2 separate regions of the Homo sapiens genome follow, and region 1 is linked to region 2. Evidence: read pairs that join two places in POLR2A ChIA-PET (ENCODE). Cell type or tissue: MCF 10A. All regions are shown on one strand. Each heading gives the region's core, and the rest is flanking DNA. Links, peaks and the distances in the headings are about the cores only. Region 1 overlaps MAST4 (microtubule associated serine/threonine kinase family member 4). Region 2 overlaps MAST4 (microtubule associated serine/threonine kinase family member 4).

Region 1 (12,344 bases), core at 3,017-11,016, 54 kb before region 2:
TGAGCCCATCCAGGGTCCCTTCACTAGTGTCAATGGGCCCATCTCCACTGCATACCAGGAAGCCGGCTGTGGACATGCCCACAATGGGTGCAGCTGCGCATTAATTAGCACAGCGGCCTCTGGACGCCTTTCCAATGTGCCCCAGGATTTACCATCAACCCGCCCCAGTCTTCTTGTATATTATAGGTTTTTTAAAAATTTCTAGAAATCTTACCATTGCAAAGTTGGGCATTTAAAAGAATCTTATTAAGGGAAAAAAGCAGATAATAAACCAGGAGATATAGTAAAACATCTACTTTGTGGTATGCATGCACACATGTGTGCACACATGCAGACAGGAAAAATATTACTCTGCCAAGTTTGTAATAGTGGTTATGTCTGAGTACCAGGATTTGGGGTGATTTTTTAAAAAATATTTTCCCCATTTTTTTGTCTTGAGCCATGTATTTAAAATTTAGTGTAAATGTTATATAAGTTTCATTAAAATTAAAATATAATAAAAATAGTGGAAGAACATGATAAGTTATTTTGCAAAGCAAATAAGGTACTTGTAATTTATCTTTTGTAAAATACATATTTTCTTCCATCTTCACTTGCATAGAAAAACTCTTAAGATTCCTTCTGGATCTCCATGCTTATTTTCCAACAATCATACTCTATATCTTAAATTACATGTCTTCCAAGTCCTCCACTGTCAAGGCCCTGTTTCCTTCCCCAATAAACACCCCCAAATTATTTTTAACAATTTCCTGCTAGTCAAATCTGTTTATCTGGTTTCTTACAAGTTTTTCATCTATGTAGTATCAAAGGGACTTTTTTTTTTGAGACAGGGTCTTGTTCTGTTGCCCAGGCTGAAGTACAGTGGGACGACCATTGCTCACTGCAGCTGCGACCTCTCGGGCTCAAGCAATCCTCCTGCCTCAGTCTCCAGAGTAGCTGGGACCACAGGCACGAATGTTTAAAATTTTTTATGGAGACAATGCTCTCCCTAAATTGCCTAGGCTGGTCTTGAACTCCAGGGCTCAAATGACCCTCCTGCCTCTCAAAAGTGCTGGAATTACAGGCATAAGCAACTGTGTCTGTCCAAACGAGCTATTACATATTAACAGTAGACCACACAATTTAGTTTGCTTATCTTTCAAGTATCCCATTCTGATGCATTTTTCTGGTACTTCACTTGACAATATCACCATGTAATCTAACTATGTGTTAATCATTTCCTCATAAAAATGATTTTTAAAGAGGATGACACAGTGTACCATAGTATCCTAGATGGAATAGAAAAAGGATATTAGGAAAAAATTGTGAAATATTAGTAAAATGTAAAGCTTAGTTGTAAAATAGGAAAGGAGAGCAAAACAAAATGTCTTATTCTAATCATATATTAGCATTATCAAACTGCTCAATCTATGTAAAATTTTTTGAGGTAATAGAAATACTTGGCCGGGTGCGGTGGTTCACGCCTGCAATCCCTGCACTTTGGGAGGCCGAGGTGGCCGGATCACAAGGTTAGGAGTTCCAGATCAGCCTGACCAACATGAAGAAACCCCGTCTCTACTAAAAACACGAAAATTAGCTGGGCATAGTGGCGCACACCTGTAAGCTACTCGGGAGGCCGAGGCAGGCGAATCACTTGAACCTGGGAGGCAGAGGTTGCACTGAGCTGAGATCACACCATTGCACTCCAGCCTGGGTGACAGGGTGAGAGTCTGTCTCAAAAAAAAAAAAAAAAGAAAAGAAAAAAGAAAGAAAGAAATACTCTATATCTTTCCTTGTATGTTAGCTACATAACTTTGTTAAAACTTATTGAACTACATACCTGAAAAAGGATGATTTTACCATGTGTAAATTGTATCTCAATAAACTTGTCTCAACAAAACAAAACTAACACCTAGTTGCCTGATACAAGTGGTAAACCCTGTGTCAGTACACATCTGAGTAACTCTTAGGCCTAGGTTAATAGTAATAAGACACACTTTCTTTAACCCTTAACAAAGTTCCTAAAGGGAAGACTTCTTTCATTCCGTCCTTAGGTAGGGGCAGCTATTCCTCAAAAACAGCTCACATATTGTATCACCAAAAGCTAAGAGATGGCCAGTAAAGTTTTTCTGTGTGTGTGTGGTTTAGAGAATTCTGGACACAATATTTGTGTCCTTTGTGTGTTGTAGATTATTTATAGTCTATTCTTATGCAATTGTTTTATGTATTACAAAGCAGTTACTTTTTCGTTCTCTAAACACAGCAATTTTCTCAAAGGAAAAGGTGTATTTGAGTGCCATCGAGTCATCTCCTCCTTAAAAACAGTTAGCAATAGCACCTTCAAGACGAATTATTACATTTTTTAAAAGGAAAGAAGCCTATAAGTAAATCATCTCTAAAATCTCCCAACAGATATTTTCTGGCATACCCATTGTATTGCCATCCATAATCAGAAAGAATTTTTGTCCTTTCTAAGGGATGAACTATATGCATTATTACAAGATCGGCATGGATTTTGAAATGTGTAGATAACATATACACTTATGTGAATGTGCAGGATTTTATAATACATACAGGGAAAGCTCAGGAAAATAAGCCTGAGTGCATGGGGTGTTAATCATTCAAAGGCCTGGAAGACAGCAGCTGTGCAGAGCGACACCATAAGTAAAGCTTCAATTTAAAAGCACAAACCCATTTAAATACCATCATAAACTGTGATACTTTAAGATGAGGAAATTACAGCAGAATACATTTACAATTTCCATTAATAGGAAAGAGAATCAGCAGGTAGCAATCTTAAAACAAAGTAAAACCTACTTCTATTTTTCACTCTCTTCCCTCAGACAGCAGCAGCATTTTCTGTACCAAAGATCAAAATTATCAGAGCTCTATATTCTACAAATATCTTTTGAATTGCCAAGAGGGTACTGTCCTATAAAATTAAAAAGGTACTAAAATCTTGCTTTACAAATATTATTTTCAGTAATTAGAATGTTGTTGGAGCTGTATTTCTTTTGGCCATAAGATAGTAAAGTTTTTATCCAAATTCACTACTCACTAGTGGTGAGATTTAGGGACAGTTAAGTAATTTCTCTAATCCTCAATTTTTTCATCTGTATAATAAATATAATAACATATTCTTCACAGAATTGTTGTGAGGATTAAATGAGACTATATCAAACTGTCTCCACAGATATCCTCCCCCTCCCTCCTCCTCGGCTGATGTTGGCAGATCTACCAGTTACCGCATGTTACTCTAATTCTTTGTATTACTGTCTAAAGCCCACTAGATTGAGCTACTTGAAGAAAAGGATCATGCTATACATATCTTTGTTTCCCAGGTGATAATCATAGCCCTGGTCACATAAAAGGTACTCAATAAATATTTGGCATACAAATGAAAAAATGACGTGATGTGATAAATCCTCAGACCCTGTTCACAGAAGCCAAACTTAGCCAAACTAGGTTATCAGGTTATCAGGTTTCAGAGAGTGATTCAGCCTCATCCACAAGCTCCCAAAGCAGTAAAAGGGTCACAGAGAGATGCATGACTCATAAATAGCCCCTCCAAGTATTTGTAAATGTAATTAACTTCCCATGTTTCAGAGGTTAATCGTCCAGCTCTTGGTTTCTCTGTCTTTTGGCCGAATTTATAATCACTTGACTCCTCTTTAGTGCTCCTCTTTAGGCAGCCAAAGAAAAGGAACTGAAAGTGGAGATATATAGCCTTCGGGACTCGGAACTACTCCCTCCCAGTCCAATCCCTAAGATAATCTTAAGAAATTCAGTCTAGGACTAGACGGCAAAAACAAAACAGAGCAAAGCACAAACAATTACTTTTGTCTAATAGCCTTAACATATACTTAAGATAAATACACACCTGAGACTTCCCAACAAAATCCATAAATGTTGGGCCATGAATCCCCTCCAAACATGTTAGTTTCTCTATTAAAAAGCTTTGAAATCAAACCTGTTAAGTGGCTGAAGGAACAGCTACAAGCCACTGCCTGCTGGACACACCTATAAGAATGGAAGGTTTGAAAAGCAGGGGTTGTTTCTTCAGCTCCAGGCTGGGCATGCCACTTACATGGGAACTAAAGAACTGGCTTAAAACGAGGACTATAATCTTTCTGGAACAATAGGTCATGACGAGCTTCCTTAATGCCAAAATAAGTGTTTAGAAGTAACTTCTGCTAACTGAAAAAAAGTATAAAGGGCATATATATTTACTCTGGCTGGAATACAACATTTCTGAATATGTTTATCAGTGCCAAGAGTCAGAACCCTTTTCCCTCATGGATTTCCAACCTGGGACCCATTCCATGGAATGTCTCTATATCCGAGAAATGGCATAAAGAAGTTGTATCATATTAATAGCTAACCAGTTCAGTATCTGTTCTCTTTGACCTCTAAATCACCCTAGATCTGATGTGAGAAGGTAGACTAATTGTAAGGTTAAATCTCAAAAGGTAAGAAAAACCACAATTGCTCTTGATTAAAGAGCTTCCTCTACAAGAAGCCATCAAATAATACATAATCACAATGTTATAGAAAAATGAAGTCTACCTGCTAAAATGGCATTTTGGCCATGGCTATGCTGGTAAAATAGCATTAAAAGCAGTAAGATCCAAGAACTGGACTGAAGAGAGCAGGTCTCTGATCTTAAGCCTGGATTCCAATGTTAAGAAAGTCACTATTGATTTTTCACTTTAAAAATCCTTGATTTCAAAGGCTAACCTGCCTGAACTTCACAGGAGAGAAGGCATCTATTGAGAAAGAATGCTACAAATAAGTTTTACAGGCCACACAGTAAAAATACGGCAACTTTTATTCCACGGTTCAAATACGTAACCCCAGACATCAAATCCTAAAACATATAGGAAATTATGATTCATACGCTTAGAGGCTTATTTTGCAGAATCCATAACAAGAACTATTACCTAAAGCACCCAAATTATCCCACATCTGTTTAGCTCCACTGGTCACTAAGGCCATTTGACATCAAAGATGAGAAATCCTTCTGCTTAGGGACCTACTATGGAAATGCGAACTTAAAATCATCCATTCAACTTGCCAAGGCAACTGATGTGCCTATCAATTGTTTTGCCACATGCCTGCCCTTTGCAGTGGTTGAGCAAGCCTAGGTTAATTTTACAATAAACCAGTTTTTGGGTTAGCAAATTACTTGTGTTTATCTGGAAGGGTACTAGGATAGGGAATAGTTAAGTAGATAAAATCAGTCCTTACATGGAAAAAAAAAAAATCTGACATAGCTTCAGTAGCTCCAGTACTTAGTTCCTGATCTAGGTAATCTATTTGGAAAAGTCTTTGATTTTTGTATCAAAAGTCTTGAGATTAGCCAAGTGAAAGTAATATTTTTACAGGAATTATATCTCAAGTTCCAAGATCAACAAGCCACTCAAATCAGACATAAGAAATAACATTACATAATAGCCACTTAATGCCTATTGTTTTACAGTAACAAAGGCTTCATTTACCATATTTCCTCGAGTGCTTTATTCAGCTGGCAGTTTTTCCCATGCCAAACATAATTTTTTCCCTCAACCCCTTCATACATCTATAAAAGTAAAACATTTTATACTTATACTTTTTAAATTATTATAATTCCCAATTTAAATATATCCATCCTATTGCATTTTAGAAAACATTAATGTGAAAGGGGCATAAGTGATTTTTATGTAAGCTATGGATCCAGTGATTTTCTACAGATTTCATAGCTGAGAAATTTGTCAATGACTACATAATATTCCAATAACGACTCTTAAGGAAGAAACCCAGTAAAGCGTGAGACATAAACATACACTGTAACATTTAAAATTAGATAGAATAAAGCATACTTCTTTACAGCTTTTATTTTGTTTGATAGCTTCAACAAATACTCATGTGGCAAAATGGGCCTGGTAAATCCATCAGCTTTCTTCCCCTTCTAATTCTATGACCCTAAGAGACCTCAGCAAATTTCACATTTTCAGTTTCTCATTCCCTCCACCTAGGTTTTTCACTCAGAACCCAATATACTACCTCTAAAAGATACTGCCACTTGAACTTCCATGTCAGGTTAGAAACTTTCCAGGGGCACAAGGTGCTGGTACTTACTTTGAACAGCTAAAAGCTTATTCAAGAACTTCAGAATAAAAATGGTGGTTGGCCTACCAGATGTCAAGATCTGCATTTTGCTTGTACTACTGCCTGCAATTACAGTTTGCTAAGAGCCCCCAAACTCTGACAAAATCAGTCACTGATAAATGTAGGACCACAAAGCAGAATGTAAAAATTCCCAGGATTCTATAATAAAGTAAGCAATGGGGTGCTTCAGATAAGAGATATACAGTAATGACTGCCTATTCTTCTTACCAATCTATTTTACCTTCAAGTACTGATCAAAGCCTAAATTCTCTGCTATGGTCTTTTTTCTTTAAAATAAAACCATGATATGTCAGTTGTGATATTAGTATAATTACCTTCTCAAATAGGCATGTCCAATAGACATTAATGTAGCTAAAATTCCCACAGGTCCTTTTATTGTATTAATAAGGTTTAAGATCAACATTTTCAGAATTTACAACCAAGTTCCTAGTGGAATTTTTTTCTTTTCTTTTTTTCTATCTGCCTGGAAATAAGGACAGTACCAGAACTACAATGTATGAACTTTTGAGATCTATCTAGTTACAAAATGTACCACATTATCACAAAAACCAAGTTCCTACTGATAGAGACTGACTCTACTTTTAGTAGACAATTTTATGCACACTTTGTATCTACTTTCATCTAGGTAGCCCCAGGACCATTTTAATATCTTGGCTCTACTATGTAAGTTTCAAAAGGATTACTCAGTTACCATGATGTCACTCCCAAATGACTAGTTACAGGTAGTGAAGACAGCTCAGATTAACATAACATGCTTACTCACACTAGAGATGGGTGTGTATGGAGGGTGAGGCTGGGGTCCAGGGCCTCCAGTTTCCATCTGTGTGAGACACCAGCTATTTCCATTTCAACCAACGGAAGAAGGACTTTCCCAAATTATTCAGATAGAGTCCTATTCCAAGCTTCCTCTTCTATGGGCCATCTCCACACAGGAATTCAAATGATTCCTTGACCCCAACACCTGTCAATCTTTAACCCAGAAGGCAAATGGTCTCTATCTTGAAGCTTACGATTCCTGTTTAAAGGTATTACTTGAGCTTCTGATAACAGGATAGATGTGTAAAGAGAAGCAAGCAAAACCATTAGAGAATATAATGTTCTACCCATCACTGTGCACTTATCAATATACTACTCCCACCACTGCCTTGAGTGAAGACACACACAGAAACACACTCTCTCTCACACACACACAATAGCAGTGAATAGACCATGCCTCCCCATGCAGCATATGCTCCATAATTCTTATGTTTTATTTTTAATGAATTTCTTTTGAAATCTACTTTTTGCACTCTCACACATTTCTCTCTCCCTTCTCTCTCACTCTTTCCTCGCTTCCTCCCTCCCCCTTGTCTCACAAAAGACCTACATATTCCAGGGGCAAAACAGTCTGTGATCTCCTACTGTAAGTTTCACACTAGAAGCTAAAAGCAACATTTTTGAACTGTGCATATTTCTGCTTCCATCCTTTGTATCTGGTAAGCCTTAGATGCCCAGAATCTGCGAATGCTGCCACAGTTGGGACAGCCAGGCTCTCAACAGGAGCCACTCAGCTGCTGGAAGCTCTGGGCTTGGAGCTCAGTTTTCTCCTCTGCTCTAGGGGTATCCCTGACCAGGCTGGGGGAGAGGCGGTCAGGAGCAAGGGCAGCCCAGGTTACTGGACGGCGTCATGGAATATTAGCAACGTGAGAGCTAACTAGAAATGACAGAAGGACTGAAGGGGCAAGCCCTGCATGATTTGTAAGTCTGTCCTGCCTGCAGAAGACACAGTCAAGAGCATAAAGAAAGTACAAGGATGAAAGGAAGCAACTACGAAACAGGCCTGGGCAAAGCAAGGAGTGGGAGGAAATGGGCTCAGGGACTCAGGGAGGGGCAGAGCCTGCAGGTCAGGCGTGGAGAGGAGGAGAGGAGCAACAAGTGGGGCCAGGCTTCAGTCTCCTGTGGACTAGGCTGCAGGGGAGGGGCTGGGGTACCAGGGCCTCAGGAGGAGAGCAAGAGGTGGTGTGTGGGAGCCAGAGACGCTCGGTCAGGGCTTTACAGTAAGAGAAACTCCAAACCTAAACATGTCACAAAGGAACAGTCATAAGGCTACGGAAGAAATTTGAGCTTCCAGAGGGAGGTGAAAAGGAAACTGTCATTGCCAATTTGGGCAATGAAGCAGACAACAAAGTGAGCAACAGTGAGTAAGGGGATATGATTCAGGGAGGAGGGCTGACGGGCCAGCCACGAATGTGCAGAGGCAAGGCCATCATAGCTGCGCTGCTGCTGTATTTAGCTGCCCACAGAGAGTGGCCACCACCCCTGTTCTCCAAGTCCTTGCTTCACTCTCTCCTGGGTTATGACACCCCCACCCTGGGGCACCTGTTCATGCTCAAGTCATCCATGAGTTTCCAGTTGCCAGATGCAACACACACCTTCACTTCAACTCTCTGTGGAGTGCTGGGGGTGTTGACCATTTTCCTCCTGGGATTTCCAGGACAGCACCCTCCTGGTCCCCTCCCTTTATAGGGGACTTTTTCCGACTAAGTCTCCTTTCCTGTACCTCGCTGCATTTCTGCCCACTCCTTAAGCGGGGTATCTTTAATTCTCCCATGTATTAATCTGATGTATTTCTCAGATGGTCTTAATAGTAAGTCCCGTGTTTATTATTTTGGCACAGCCTGCCTGAGTGCCCTGGATTTATGTACTCAGCTGCCTGCCTAGGGGGCTCTTTCTTTCCAGTCTCAGTGCCTTCGATGTTCCCAGATGCCTGTCCCCAAACTCCTCCCATGATGGCTCTTTCTCATCCTTGAGGGCTCCCTTAAATATTACCTTCTCGAAAGACCTTCCCTGACCACGTTATCTGAAGTAACTCCCATCATCACCCCACAGGGTTATGTTCTCATCTCGGCTCTTGCTTACAGCCATTGGAATACTGACCACATTGGCAATTGACTTAGTTGGATACTTGTTTATTGGTGAGGCCTAAGTACTCATCTATCTCATTTATCACTGTGTCCCTTGACCAGCATGGGATACACGTTTGGGATACTGGCTGAATGAAGGAATAAATATCCCGTGGTATTCAGTGCACAACAGATCTTCAATAAATGTGAATAACTGAGCTTTAGGGGAAAAAAGGGGCAAGTATAATATAGGTTCTTGTGTTTTCCCCGCCTCACTCTCATAAGTACAGGTGGTTCCTCCCTCTTCCTGGTTCCTGGAGTCAAAAACCCCAGGGCCATCATGGAATATTTCTTCTTCTCTCAGAGTCAATGGCTCATCAACTTCTATCAACGTCATATCCTTCATATCTCTCAAAGGCACAATCTCACTTCATTCTTTATCTAGCCCTGCAAAATCTTTTAAACAGACTACCCCAAGAACTTATTAACTGGCTTGCAGGTCTCACCCCCACTCCCAGACCTAAACCCCAGTGTGGCTAGACATGTCTTCCCAGCACAGGATCAAAACCAAACTCCCTCATATGCCAAGCGCCTCAGCTCTCCTCCGCAGCTTCACCACCCACTACTCATCTTCATTTGTAATGACAGCAGTAATATTAACAGCTAAAATTTATTGAGAATTTTTACATGCCAGTCATTTCATTAAGCATTTTACACATATGAATGCATTTTAATCTTTACAACAATCCTATAAGATAAATACTTATCCCTATTTTATAGACGGAGCAAGTGAAGTCCAAAGTTAACATAACCAATCTCATACAGTCAAGATGTTAACCCAGGTAAATGGGCTTCAGAACGACCCTCTTAACCACTGTGCAGTACTGCCCCTTCCAACTCTCTGCTTCAGCAATACTAAGCCATGTCTAGTTCCTGGAACTCTGTGTTGCCAAGGTCACCAGGCCTTTGTACACACCATTTATCCTGCCCCTTGGAAAGGCTCTGTTCTTCACTTTCGTCAACAGCAAATATCTTTCAAAACCTTTTCTATGTGGTGTCTCTTCTGGTTCCCTGAGACCAAATTCTCTCTTACTCACTGAGCTTATATGTGAGCTCCTATGGCTTATATGTACCTTGTAAATACTTCTTGATTGTCCTGGTTTGCAATGATTCATTTACTTGTCTTCATTGAAAGCATGCCTACAGCTTTCAAAATTGGGTCACAGTGCCCAGGTACACAATAGGTGCTTAATAAATGTGGAGTTAATTGGGATTTGGGTAAAAGGGGTGAGTACAGGTTTACTAACACCTGGAATACCAGGGCAAGAGGGAAGAGGATTCTCTATAGTTCTCATAGTCATGACATATATTCATGAGCAAAACAAAGGAAAAACTCATCAAACACTACAGATGTATCTGAAGGGAAGATGCCGAATGCATAAAAAATTCAATACATCCTGACAACTACAGGATTTAGTTTAAGATCCCTGAAGGTACCTGCTGTTCATAGCAATTACTGAGTAATGTGAATTCTGCAAAAAACAACTACCAAAATAAAAACCCCAAAAACTTCTTTTTTGGTTCTCAGAAAAAGACATTTGGAAACTTGCTCAAAGTGATGAACTGAGTCACAAACTACCCATCGGCGTGGAAAATGGTTTTATTGATTTAGGCATCATCAAGGTTGAAAGATTATCATTAAGCAAAATGAAAACATGACAGATTTCTAAACATTAAGGTTAAAACACAAGCATCTTCTGGATTCTCAAGACTGCACTTCAGCAAAACTAAAGGCCCAACTCAAAACTTAGCAGCAACATTTAGAAATCAATTGTAGCCCTTTCCTTAAGGTGTGACAGAGAGCAGATATAATTAAAAGAGAAGCTTGATTCGTTTCCCCCAAAAGTTTTTCATCCAATGGGCAAAGAAAAGATGCTATAAACATAAGCAGTGACATGAATGCAGGCCAACTAATTTCCATTCTGAGTTGTGAGAGGATCCTCAATGAATGGAATAGCCACAGACCTATGAAACTGAAAATCTCTGAAACATGCAATCATTACTTCAGTCTAAAGCAACAAGTTTTCGTATAAAGTCTCTTCATTTATGCCTAGGTTTCTGTCCCTCAAAGCAGCAGGTGAATGGCTGTACTGAGACTACCTTGAGGAAATGAGGGGAAGGGAGAGGAGGACAAAGCCAGTTATATAGAAGGAACTATTTCCAATGGAACATGTAAGCTATACAGCAACAGAGTAGACAAAAGCCAGTGTGCATCCCAACAATCTCATGTCTGCCATGGTCAAGACAAAAGAGAATGAAGGGCATAATATACTGTCCTTGGGACGTAGCACAAGGGACAGAGTCTTTCAGTTCATCAGTACTGTGTCATCTTTGAGAATCTAGGCCTGAGAGTATGTCTGTAGGCTTCTTTCCTCAGGAACCCCAAGAGTTACAGGCACAAGTAGGGCTGTAGGTTTTAAGAAAAACCTTCAATATTTTTCTCTGAGAGTACAAACTAACAAACCAGCATCACATTGAACTATAAGGCAAACGTAATGTAGCAAACCAAAAGTTTCCATGATGACAATTTCTACCATAATAAAGGTTTAAGGTAAGAGTCTGAAACCATTCAAGCTCTCGTTTAAGTGTGACAAACATTCTATCCTTATGAGTTCTAAGATGCTCATTCATAGGCTCAAAGCTGAATTTTACTTTGATAGATGCAAGAAGCTGATATTAAAGAAAAAGCTAAGATAAAGTCCTCCAGATTACAATGTTAATCAGAACAAACAGATGGGATAAAATATTCAAAATGAACAATCTGTCACACAAGTCAGCAAGTGTGCAGGAGAGGAACTAAGTTTGGGAATGAGAGATATCTCAAGGGTTAAGGCATATCTGACTGATGATGACAGCAAGGTGTCCTCACCTGGACACTGGGGACACCCTTATCGAGGATGGCAAAACAGAACAACTTGCGAACAGAAAGGTCCTTTGGAAAGGAGAAAAACTACTCAGCCCGGTAAGGTACAGCATTAGACTTGGAAAAGGAAACAGGATTTAGAACAGTTAAGGGGCATCTCAAAAGTAGAAGTCACAATGTAAGCACATGTTTCATGTCCTTAGGGAAGGACATGGAGCCAGAATTGATCACTGTATAATAACAGGATGCAATAGCCACATACATTGCCCTGGAGATGAGGATACCTAGCCTTCTGAATCTACATAATAAATATAAAGCAATGCTAGCCCTTTGAGACAGACAATGACTCGATGGATGTAGAGATGATCTTTGGGATGTTTATTTCCAAACTG
Region 2 (12,344 bases), core at 2,553-10,552:
TAGCTGGGACTAAGGCGCCCACCACCACGCCCGGCTAATTTTTTGTATGTTTAATAGAGACGGGGTTTCACCGTGTTAGCCAGGATGGTCTCAATCTCCTGACTTCGTGATCTGCCCGCCTCGACCTCCCAAAGTGCTGGGATTACAGGCATGAGCCACCGTGCCCAGCCCCATAGGATTAGGATTTTTAAAAAGGGGAAAGGGACGCTGGGTACACTATGTGTGTCTTCCGATTAGATACAGGAAGATTCACTATATCCATAAATAGTGAATTCATGAAAAGTCTATTAGAATATACATACCATAGATACTATAGTAGCAGTATTTTCTATCGTGTATTCTTATAACAAACTATGCTAAAATGTAAGAGTTCCTTGGGGATATTTCTCTAACAAACAGAGAAGAGTGAATATAATCAGCCTATGAGTGAGGGGGTAGGAGTATATACCTTGGAGTTCTAAAAAATGATTTAAAAAATATTAACACTTTAGACAATTTAAATACATTATCCTGTAAATAATAGTGTATAAAATAGTTTGAGGCAACAGGTATTATAATACTCTCATAGGAATTAGGAAATGTTTTCTAGAAACCAATAAATTATATCTTTATATTGATCAAAACTTACAGAATTCAGTGCAGATCATTCCCTAAGAAAGCAAAATGAAAAACTGTCACATATACACACACATTGAACAATGAGTCAAGAGACACCAAGTGAAATATGAGTAAATATGCTAAATAGAGTAAGTGATCAAGTAAGTCACCAAGTAAACAATTCAACCAGTTTCCTCACCCTGTGGATTGTGGATTGCAGAGTCTGAAGTAATCAAATGCTGGTGGTGGGAAATGGGGCAACAGAAAGACAAAGCAGCCCTGGGCAGGCCCTGGAGCATGCTTACCTCCAAAAGTGAAAGGCCAAGAGAGGACTACAAGGACTGCCTGGGCTGGATGGGGTTGGACTCAGGCTCCTGGGAGTGAGACTGAAAGTTAAAATAACGTCATTCCAAGTGGGAGAATTGATTGCAGTAAAAATAGCATAGCTCAGTTAAGGGACTGTGTTCCCTTTAGGCCAGAATCACTATGGCAAGCTTATCTACACCACTAGGTAATCATCTAATCACTTGCCCTTTTCAGCTCTAAAATACAGAACAAGTAAAATGCTTCCTGCTGAAATTTACATTTTAAAAACTACAGCTGCCATTTTTATTTGAGCCTTTTCTTTGTCACAAAGCAACTTGGCAGATAACTTTGACATGTGATTTTTGCATCAAAGAAAATCCAGTGCCATTTTATATTGAGTATATTTTATTCTAGATTAAGAAGACAATGCAAATAAAAATTTAGGTGAAATATCGTAGTTTTTACAAAGCAAAGCAACTAACATTTCCCCATAGGAAGATGCGTTTTTAAGCACTTTTGCAAGGAAAAACAAGTCTTCCTTATAACAAAGACCCAATATTTTATCTAATCCTCAGGGGCAATGATAAAAAGTGTTCCTATGCATATATTCAAAATAAATAATTTCAAAAATTATTACATGTAGTTATATATTATTTTATCTTCCAGAGAGGTCTTCTCAAATCCAACTGTCAATGAACCATTATAATCCCTGACCCCCCACTCCCCACCCACCCATCCAAACCACCATGATTATTCCAGCCAATTCTCAAATATTCATCACAGTGTGGTTGGAATAGAGTTCATTCATCTTTTTTCTTTCTGGCCTCATGTCTCTTTTTTTAGGGAGATAAAACTTAAATTAGATACAGTACAACAATTTAACCAATAGATCTAATAGATCTATTAAAGCATGGAGTTGATGCTAGTCAGTTACCAACTATTTTTACATGGCAAAATCAAAGTAAAAATTAGCTAAGTATTCTGTAGGTATTCTTGCCCCAACTCTAAGACTGAAGTGAGCAATAGAAACTCCTGCTATAGTGCAATGAGTTTCTTTCCTGTCTTTTGTTGTTGTTGTTGTTCTTTTTGAGACAAGGTTTCACTCTAGTCACCCAGGCTGGAGTGTAGTGGCTTACTGCAGCCTCCACCTCCTGGGCTCAAAGTGATCCTCCCACCTTGGCCTCCCAAGTAGCCAGGACTATAAGCACACACAACCATACCTGGCTAATTTTTGTATTTTTTGTAGAGATGGGGTTTCAAGATGTTGCTCAGCCTGATCTCAAACTCCTGGGCTCAAGTGATTCTCCTGCTTCAGCCTCTCGAAGTGCTGGGATTACAGGCGTAAGCCACCATGGCTGCCTTTTTACTTTTTTACAGATGGTGTCTCCATATGCCTCCCAGGCCGAACTTGAACTGCTGGGCTCAAGAGAGCTTTCCATCTCAGCATCCTGAGTAGCAAGAACTATGGGCATGCACCACCGTGCCTGGCTAGTGCAGAGAGTTTCTTAAAGAATGTTATTTTGCCTCTCCGCTGGACGATGGCTCTACACTGTATCATGTTTTCCTATCTCAGAGAATGAGGTCTTGAAACAGAGCTGCATTTTGGTTGATTCAAGCTGGTTGTGCTCTTCATTGGCACAGAGGGTTGGCAATGATGGCTAAAATCAGATTTGGGCTTACTATGGTTTGCAAATCCTAAATGCCATCCTTGTCTCCCATTATATGGATAATTGAGACTTGGCTGTATTTGTCTTAAACTAAAATATTAAATTATTGCTCAAATGCTCTAATTAAAAAATATAATGTTTCAACAGAGTAAAGTTTTATATCTTCTAAGACCATTCTCTGATTTGGTACCAGCACTTGTAATTAGTAAGGAATTATTTTCCTTATACACTCAGAGCATATTCAAAAGCTGCTGCTCTTAAACATGCTGTACTCTAACTTAGCAGCTCATTGGAAAGCTCTCAGGAATGTCCCCTGATATGTCCATCATTTTGTCTATGTACAGTCTTATCTATTCCTTCCTGTCCTAAAATCGGCATGCATAGGCACTAACACCATTCCCAGTCTCTATGCGGAAACACACATGATGAGTGCTACGAAGTGTCTATGTACCCAATTCTATACTTACAATGAAAAAAGAAAAAACAAAAAAATCTACCTTTCTCAGAAACTGGAAAGCCAGGCATAGGCTATTTAGGCATCATAAATTTCTGTATAAATTAACAACTTATTAATTTCTGAAATATATATTTGATGTCTCACACCTAAGATTTCAATATCTGAAACAGGAATCAGAAACTGCCCTGTGTTTACTGATAAATCCAATGGAAAATTCTAGATTGCATCTACAGAGCATAAAATAGGCTCATATAATACTCCACAGCTGCAGTGCTTATGGAATAAACTCTTCTGAAAGAAAAACAGTAATGTCTGATGAACATTCAAAAGCTGTTCTACACATTTGCTGTGTGAGTTAAGACTGTAAGATTCCCAGATAATTAAATTTATATACATTAAATCTGCTTTTAATAGAATCTGTGATAAGACTTTCCATTATAACATTCCTCTGCAGTGGCTAGAAGTTGAATTTACTCAAAGACTGCAGAATTAGCTTTCTCCATGAGTGAATGTAAAGTTAGCTATGTCCATTTTAGAGTAATTTTGCATTTCAAGGTAAACAAAATGTTCAAAGTAAATCACATACTAATACTACAATGATATTTAAGAGTGATTCTCTATTCCACTCTCACGCTCCCTAGGCAAACAGAATTACCTATTTTAAATGCACAGTAATATTTACCAAGATAAGAGGATAGAAGGAGGGGGCGTGGCCTGATACCAAAACAACATCCAAAGATCCCCTGTGTTTAGCTGACTGTTATGTCCTGTGTCGACGCTGGCAAGGTCATAAAACTCGTGGCATAATTCAGTCCTTCTAATCATAAAATGGAATGTTTGACACAGCTGAGTTCATATTTTTAAAAAGTTACTTTGAAGTGTCTCCTCTTAATGTAGACAAGATTGAGAAAAGAAAGAAAAAAAGTAAAGGAAGAAGAGGAAAGAAAGAAAAAGCCTAATGTGAAATGATATCTACTAAGTCCAAAGAAAACAACCAGGAAACAGCACAACAAAAAACAGAGGCAAAAGCAAAGCGGGAGGTTAATGCCCCTGGGTTTTAAACACAGAGCTATGGCTTAGTTATGCATTTCCAGCTAGAGAGAGGAGGGTTAAGTAGAAGAATGAGTGCATGCCACTAAAATATTCCACACAGATGGTGAGAGTTGAATGTTAGGGTGGGGGTGGAGATGGGAGAAATGTTAGGGCAATGGGTAAATACTATTCGTACCTCTAATATGAAGAATGTCACAGCTAGCAAGAAGGTTGTGAGAGCCCTCTAACTTTTTGTAAGTGAGTCCCTCATTAGTATAAAATCAGGGCACAATTTTAGAGCAAGGACTGATTAGAAAAGTATTCACTTCAGAATGTCATGCTTTTATTAATTAAGGAAATAATTTCTCTTGTATGATGCATCTACAAAATTCAAGAGGAATAATAAATCCTCAGAACCAAGCACAGTTCTCATTCTGCAGTCTCTTTCTGCAGACAGTCCAGTATGAGATTATTGGGACTGTACAGAATTCACTGAAATGTAATTTTATATCTGTGCTGTAAGTTAGAAAGAGGGATATTTATGTTTGTCTACCGGATTTATATTTTACTGTTTATTATTTTAAGTGTGACAGCACAGACTAACTCACAGCTTCTGCATCTTTGACTAACAGATTTAAAATAAAAATTTGCTGACACTTCCTGCATCACAGATGTCTAACTTCTGCGCCACAAATTAGATGTGGACATGTTCATGTAGCTACATCACATCACAAGGCAGTCAGATGAGTTAATGGGTTAAAAAAAAAAACAGCTAAGCAAACACACAGCTCAACTAGGTAAACACATTGCATGCAGTGGCTGGAGATTCTGCAGAGAGGATTCTAAATGTACCACAGTTCATTAATATTCTGTTGCACAGATAAAACATGGATCACATCTAATGAACGTCACAAATAACCCTTCTCTTGCACTCTAATCCATTGTAATGTCTTCTATTATTCAATGCAGACAGAGGCCTTTCTTTAGAAAAAGGCAACATAGGGATAAACAAACAGTAAGAGAGAAGGAGAAAAAGACAGATACACCATGGCCTACTGATACATTCTTTCACAATGAGCTGTTAAGATGTTTCCAGAACTGGGGTTTAGTAACTTTAAATATGCAGCAATGCTTTTCCTCTGACTGCAATGCAAAATGCTGGTCTGGGTGTCCACATTAGCTGAAACCAAATGCCATGCATTTAAGACATGTTCCTCCACCTCACACTGCAGTGCTCTGAGGCTGTCAGTACAAACAAATGCTAAATAGCTATTGGTCGCCAGAAAGCGAGTGCCATGCAGAAAGCATTAAAATATTAAAGACAGACAATACTTACTCCAAGGTCAGCCCCGGAATCTGTAGCCTTTCCCGCTGGGCTTTCATGGTTGTTATATGTTAGCACACTCTATTGTAACCATGACACACACTCCCTGCCAGCGTCCCGGTGATGACAGAGAGCCAAACCGAACCTCTCTAAAGGACTGGACTAACACTCTCTCGAGGGGGAGGGGGAGGCTGCAAGTTTGGGTCCTTCCACCTCTAGCCGTAATCAAGAGATGTCAGCTGCTTTCCTCAGGTTAACGGCAGTGCACACTGCACTGATTTTGTTAAAGGAACGAGGCTTGCAGCTCTGCATATCAAGTAATTGGTTTCTGATTTTTTTTTTTTTTTTTAAAGAAAGTCGCTCTACTCACAGACCCACTTTTCACCTCAGTGAAATGAAAAGTCCTTTTCACCCTGCAGACTGGGGCAAAAAAATAAAGCAACAGTGTCATACTTGTAAAAGAGTTTATCTCAGCACACGTCAACTATTCCCCACCTCCCTGTGATGCTCTCGAATAGAATTCAGCCACCCTGAGGAGGCTCATCTTACACTTCCCTTGGTGGAGTTAACTAAATCACTCATAGTCCCCAAGAAATAAATGAGGAATAGTGCCACATAAAAATAATTAGATCTTTCTCTATATATGGCAATCATCAGAACGAGGAATAAACTAACTGCATTAATTTGGGGGAAGTCAGACTCCGTTGTGCCGCAAAGACTTGTGTGAACAGGCAAACCCGATGATAGGAAACTACCAACTGGAAATGCAAGAGATAGGCACTTGGATTTTTATTTTCGAAAAGCTCATTTTTAAGATCGCAGTGCTGTATACTTTACAAAAGCAATCTAATATGAATAAGGAGGGAAAGAAAGAACATGAATTTTGAAAGCCTGAAAGTTTCATCTTGTATTTATTAAAAGAACCTAATTTTTCACAGCATTCATAACTTGGAACTAAGTGTACTTCCATTGTAGTGTATGAAGAACGTAACTGACTCACTTCCTCTAATGCATTTTAAAATGTTTTAAAACTTGGCAACCCCTGGTTTGTTGAAAAGAAACACTAGAACAAATTAGAGCTTTATTTTATCAAGAATTCTAATTTTCAAGTACTACAAGGCATCTCTTTCTCTTTCTCTCTCTTTCTCTCTCTCTCTTTCTCTTTCACACATACACACACACACAAAGAGAGAGAGAGAGACAGAGCCAAACTGCGGTAAAATAGCAAGTATATTCAAGCAGTTATATTTCAAAGGCTATGAAGTCAAACTCTGTCTTTTTACAGATGAAGAAACTGAGGGCACACAGTTGGCGGCTATAATAGGATTAGATCCTGGTCTGTAAATTTACTCTTATCCCAGAGGTCTGCCTAAGCAGGGATGCCACAGGTAGCTGTTCAGGTTGTGCCCTGGGCAAGGAGGGAAGTAGGAACCAACATCTGGTCTGCTTTCCATGGTTTTATGCCTGCACCTGGCTCTGGGCTGCTTCCACTCCATTTTTCTCATTTTCACGAAGTCTCCCTCAGCTCTGTGCCCTTCTGGAGGGCTACCTGTTTCTAACTCCACAAAGGTGCATATGGGCCAGTGGAGGTTTATAGGATACTCTCAGAACTCTTTTCTACATCCTTAACTATCAACTTGCTCTGGGGCATTTGTTAATGCCCATTGTTAACTAGGTACCAGCTTATCTCTCAGTGTGAGCTCACAGAACCAACCAATCCTCTTATCCTTTGGAGGTAACAAATCCATACTTGAAATATAGTCACTGACTCCACAGAGAGGCAGCTAGAGATGTAAAAAGTAATTGTAATTTAGTAGAAAAAAGCATCACAAAAGGAAATACTAAAAAGATATAATGGATCCCAGCTACTCAGAAGGTTGAGGCGGGAAGACGGTTTGAGTCCAGCAGTTTTGAGACCAGCCTGGGCAACACAGCAAGACTCCATCTCAAACAAACAAACAAGATATAATGGAACACAAAAAAGAGGCCTCAACTTTCCTTAGGAAAGTTGGTCGGGGAAAGTTCGAAAGCATGGGTGTCACAGCCAGATTATGATAAACAAAGAAAAGAAAAAAATCAGTTACCACCCTATAACAAAAAATAAAGCGAAATCCACAAATTCTTTAACTTTTAAAGTAGACCTTCATCTCAGGAAACACATTAGAATATTATTCAATAGCCTTCTACACACAGATCTTCTGAAGTAAACTTCAGTTCCATATAGCCAATGGACTACAATACATTTTCACTTCAGTTTCCTTTTACTACCCCTAATTTAACATACCCAAAAGAAAACTCACCATCCTGCCCTCCAAAACTCCAAAATAAGCCTCCTTTCAATGTAAAATATCCAGAATGCCACCATTCTTTCCACCTAATGTCAAAATACATTGACCCAAAATACATTGTATCTTGGCTAGATTATTCCTAAATGGTCTACTTCCTCCCTGGTACCCTCTACACCTTGGTGACCACATAAACTCCAGAGTGATCTCTTTCAGAATGTGTCACTCTTCTGTTCAAAATCCTCCAACAGCTTCCCTGTGAGTAAAAGCCACAAATTTAGGACATTTGGCCCCATATGGGATAATCAAGCATCAATAGGAACAACAATGGTAATGTATTACAACACATCAAATGTTTAAAGTCACGAGTTCAAGAAGAGAAAATTACGTCACCTTGAGGGGATGCTAGAGAACTGCTGCAGTAATCTTGAAAACTGATACAGGGGAAGAATCAAGCACATCCCCTGCATTCCCTATGAGTTACACCTCACAGATGGGGAAATCATTCACTTTATAGATGCATTCCAATTGGTGAATAAAGGGGGAACTGCGGTCGTAAAATATCAAAATTTTGTAGACTCTAAAGAACCCCAGGGAATCTAAGCCATGATCATCAGTGACTGCTGACATCACAAAGAGAGAAACCCTGGACGTTGTGAACTTCTCAAGACAACACACATGAAGTAGTCTTACCAAAAAGACTCCAGCACCCCTGGATACAACTAAGCCTCTACATCGAAATATCAAGTTACAGGTTAGAGACAAGGGAATGTGTTAAACAATATCACAGAGACGTGATCAGCAAAAGCTAGATACGAAAGTCAGAACAAATGACCTGGTTTCTTAAAATTTTAATGGGGGAGGGGGAAGATGGAAAGGGAACCCAAAGTTTAAAAGAAGGCCAGGCACAGTGGCTCATGCCTGTAATTCCAGCATGTTGGGAGGCTGAGGTGGGAGGATTACTTAAGGCCAGGAGCTCGAGACCAGCATGGACAACATAGCAAGACCCTGTCTTTACCAAAAAACAAACAAACAAACAAAAAAAAAAACCTTAAAAGACATATCAACTAATTGTAATATATGAACTTTTTAATGGGTCCTGATATCAAACTAATAAAACTATAAACAAACACACACATAATCAGGCATTTAGGAAATAATCAGCATGATATTGTGTATGTACACACTTCAGCCTGAAATATATATTGAGTATATGTATATACTTGTGTGCATATATATACACACATGGTTTGGATATCTGATAAAACTAGCCAATCATTTTAAAGTATAATATTGGACCATGATCACCTTTAATTCCCTTTCATAGACACATACAAAAATATTTACATATGAAGTAATACATATAGAGTTTGCTTCCAAATGATCTGGGGAGGGAGAGTAAGAGTATATAAAATTAAAGTGGCTTTGGTTACTATTTATTAAACTTGGGTAATAGGCAAATAAGGGGTTCATTATACTATTCTCTGTACTTCAGTGTATGTTTGAAATTTTGTCTTATAAAAAATTGAAGAAGAGTCTCACCAGGCCTCTAAAGCTCCATATGGTATGTTCATACCACACCTCCACATCCCCTCTTCTACAGCTCCCTCCCTGACACTCCTCACTACCCTTCACATATACCAAGCACACTCCTGCCTCTTGCCCTTTGCACTTACAGTTCCCACTGCCTAGAACTCTTCTCCCCTGACATGTCCAAACATCCTGCTCCTGAACTTCCTTTACATCTTGCTTGACCCTATTTGAAAACACAAGGCTCCCTCATCTAGTGTTTCTTTTTTTTTTTTTTTCTGAGACAAGGTTTCACTCTGTCGCCCAGGCTGGAGTCCAATGGCACTATTACGGCTCACTGCAACCTCTGCCTCCACCTCCTGGATTCAAACAATCCTCTCATCTCAGCCTCCTGAGCAACTGGGACCACAGACACATTCCACCATGCCCAGCTAATTTTTGTGTGTGTATTTTTTGTAGAGATGGGTTTCACTATGTTGCCCAGGCTGGTCTCAAACTCCTGGACTCAAGTGATCCACCCACCTCGGCCTCTCAAAGTGCTAGGATTACAGGCATAAGCCAGTATATCTGGCCTTTCTCCCTTTTTTTTTTGAGACAGAGTCTTGCTCTGTTGCCCAGGCTGGAGTGCAGTAGCGTGATCTCGGCTCACTGCAACCTCCATCTCCAGGGTTCAAGCGATTCTCCTATCTCAGTCTCCTGAGTAGCTGGAACTACAGGCACATGTCATCACACGCAGCTAATTTTTATATTTTCAGTAGAGATGGGGTCTCACCATGTTGGCCAGGGTTGTCTTGAACTCCTGGGCTCATGTGATCCTCCCGCCTCAGCCTCCCAAAGTGCTGGGATCACATGTGTGAGACACCACGCCCAGGCTTTCTTCTCATCTTGATGTATTTTTCACCTAACATATATTTATTTATTGTCTGTCTTCCCCTATCAGAGTGTAGGCTCCAAGAAGGCAAGTGTGTTGTGTGTTGTTTATAGCTGTTTAATCCCAGTGCCAAGAGCAGCCCACATAAATATTCAATAAATATGTGCTGAAAATGAATGAATGACCCTCCCTATATTGCAGAAACCACCAATTCAGGAGATTTTTCATTGTTTAAATAATTGTAGCTCACCACAGTGTTACATAACTAAACAGTGTCAGAGCAATGACCTCAAAGAGTGGTCTTAAGAAAATGGAGAATTGGGACATGTTCAGATACCACATGAAGACCCAGAAAAGACCTTTGCCGGCTGGAAGGCATACATCATGGACTAGCTGTATACATGTGTGTGCAGAAGAGGAACCTAAGGCTACACTAGAGTAGTGTGATATATTTTTATCAGTAGAGGTGGGTGGGTTGTGGGGGGACATTGGTTTAAACCACAGTACTTCGATATGACTGAGAAGACATATATATATGACAAGGTGGAAGTTAAGGAGTCTTCCCTACCACTGCTGCATTAATGGTGGAAATATGGGGTTTAAACAAACCCAGAGGAATGGTTTAAGGCTAGATCTCTTCTATGCATTCTCTAGAGTAGTGGTTCTCAACCAGGTTTTGCAATGTCTGAAGACATTTTTGGTTTTACCCTTTGCAGCAGGGAATAAGGGGGTTGCTGCTATTGGCATATAGTGAGTAGAGGCCAGGGATGCCGCTGAACATCCTATAGCACACAGATATTGCCCCACAACAAAGAATTATCCAGCCCCAAATCAAAAGTGCTATTCTAGAAATCTTGCTCTAGAGACAAGGGTCAATTTCTGCAGGACCCTCGGCATCACTGACTAGTTTTAACATGTCGATTCTGATTTCATTGCACTTAAATGGGGCAAGGGAGGAGCACTCGAACTGTTTTGCTTCTCATGCCACATTTCTTCTCGGGGAATATTACTTTAGTGTATGTATATACTTCTGTCCCGTTTTCAGGAGGAATGGCTTTTTATAGACAGAGCCTCAGACTGTCTCTAAGTTACAGAAACCTAATTATCAGGGTCTCCATGCCATACAGGAACAGCAACCTAGATATGGAATTCTTAAAAGCAATATGATCCAAACTACATACAAAATAAGCTTCACCACTGCTTATTTTGAGGGCACAGTTAAATAGGCTGACATAAGAGTAAAGCCAGTTGTATGTGTCTGAGGCACCTGGGCAGACAGGATTTAAACGTACGAGTTTTGATTTCTCAGATGAAATTCAAGGGACAGATCTCCCCAATGCAATATTTTCTCACCTCTTTCCTTTCTAGATCCAAGGTATCCATAAGGAACACACAAAATCTTAGGGCAATCGTGTTCCCTGAATGTTCAATTATTTATATATTCTTAAAAAGTGTGCATGGTTGAGGAAAACTTTCAAAGAAGGTGAATGTGTATGTGCTCTCTAACCACTCACATAAGCCAGCAAAGGTTAGATGAAGTTATTAACATTGTCATTGTCTCAACAGCTCATATCGTTCATTTAATACACTTTTATTCAGCAGCCCCTGTTCTAGGTGTGGTGATACAGCAGTGGATGAGACAGAAAGGTACATCTATAGAGTCTCCATTTATCAGGGAAAATAAATAAAGACACACATAAGGTCATTTCTGATAATGACAGGTACTCCCATCACAGGATGATGGGCAGTGGGTCAGGGAACAGACAGTATCTTTAGATCGGGCTGGGAAGATGAGATGATGGGCAAGCTTCATCTGCAGGATGAAAATTGCCAGGTCATGAGAGTCGGGGAAAGAGTGCTGCAGGCAAAGGGAGCAGCGATTGTAAAGTCTCTGACGGTGGAACAAGGCAGGCTCATTCAATGCACATCAGAAAGGCCGTGTGTGTGATGAAGTCATTGAACAAATCTTTAGTGAGAATTATACAATGCATGGCATTATCAGGGATGCAAAGATGAACCATATGCAAGTTTGGGTCTCAAGGATTGTATCATTTGGCGAAGCAGGGAGAGTAGAATAAAAGTTAATGGCGGGGGAGGGGATCAGATTTATGTTCTATATGATGAGGAGGTAAGAAACAGATATAATTTTGGTGGCATCTTTTAATAACTGGAGTTCATTTTTTCAAGCAGGTCTTTATAAGAAGCTGGCTAATGGCTTCTAAGGACTCTCTACCACTTCAAAGAGCAGGAAATATGAGGCTATCTGTATGTGTTC

Evidence for each region. ChIA-PET counts read pairs that join two places held together with the same protein. Peaks named below come from ENCODE experiments on the same cell type or tissue, not always from the same donor. Only the 100,000 strongest peaks of a DNase experiment are listed, where the experiment ranks them.
Region 1: POLR2A ChIA-PET joins it to region 2 with 31 read pairs; 4 of 35 experiments call an interaction of 5 or more read pairs at or near these places.

What each region holds. Positions count from the first base shown.
Region 1 is chr5:67,006,994-67,019,337 of GRCh38, reverse strand. The region is part of intron 4 of MAST4 (microtubule associated serine/threonine kinase family member 4); the gene reads right to left. Among named protein-coding and RNA genes, the nearest start is that of MAST4-AS1, 9.0 kb to the right of the region's middle. RefSeq lists a silencer at 4,023-4,317. In MCF 10A, for the core only: no CTCF peak of the experiment used is centred there; DNase peaks (open chromatin) are centred at 4,167, 6,877, 8,007, 8,377 and 1 weaker place.
Region 2 is chr5:66,952,346-66,964,689 of GRCh38, reverse strand. The region is part of intron 4 of MAST4 (microtubule associated serine/threonine kinase family member 4); the gene reads right to left. Among named protein-coding and RNA genes, the nearest start is that of MAST4-AS1, 46 kb to the left of the region's middle. In MCF 10A, for the core only: no CTCF peak of the experiment used is centred there; DNase peaks (open chromatin) are centred at 5,529 and 5,899.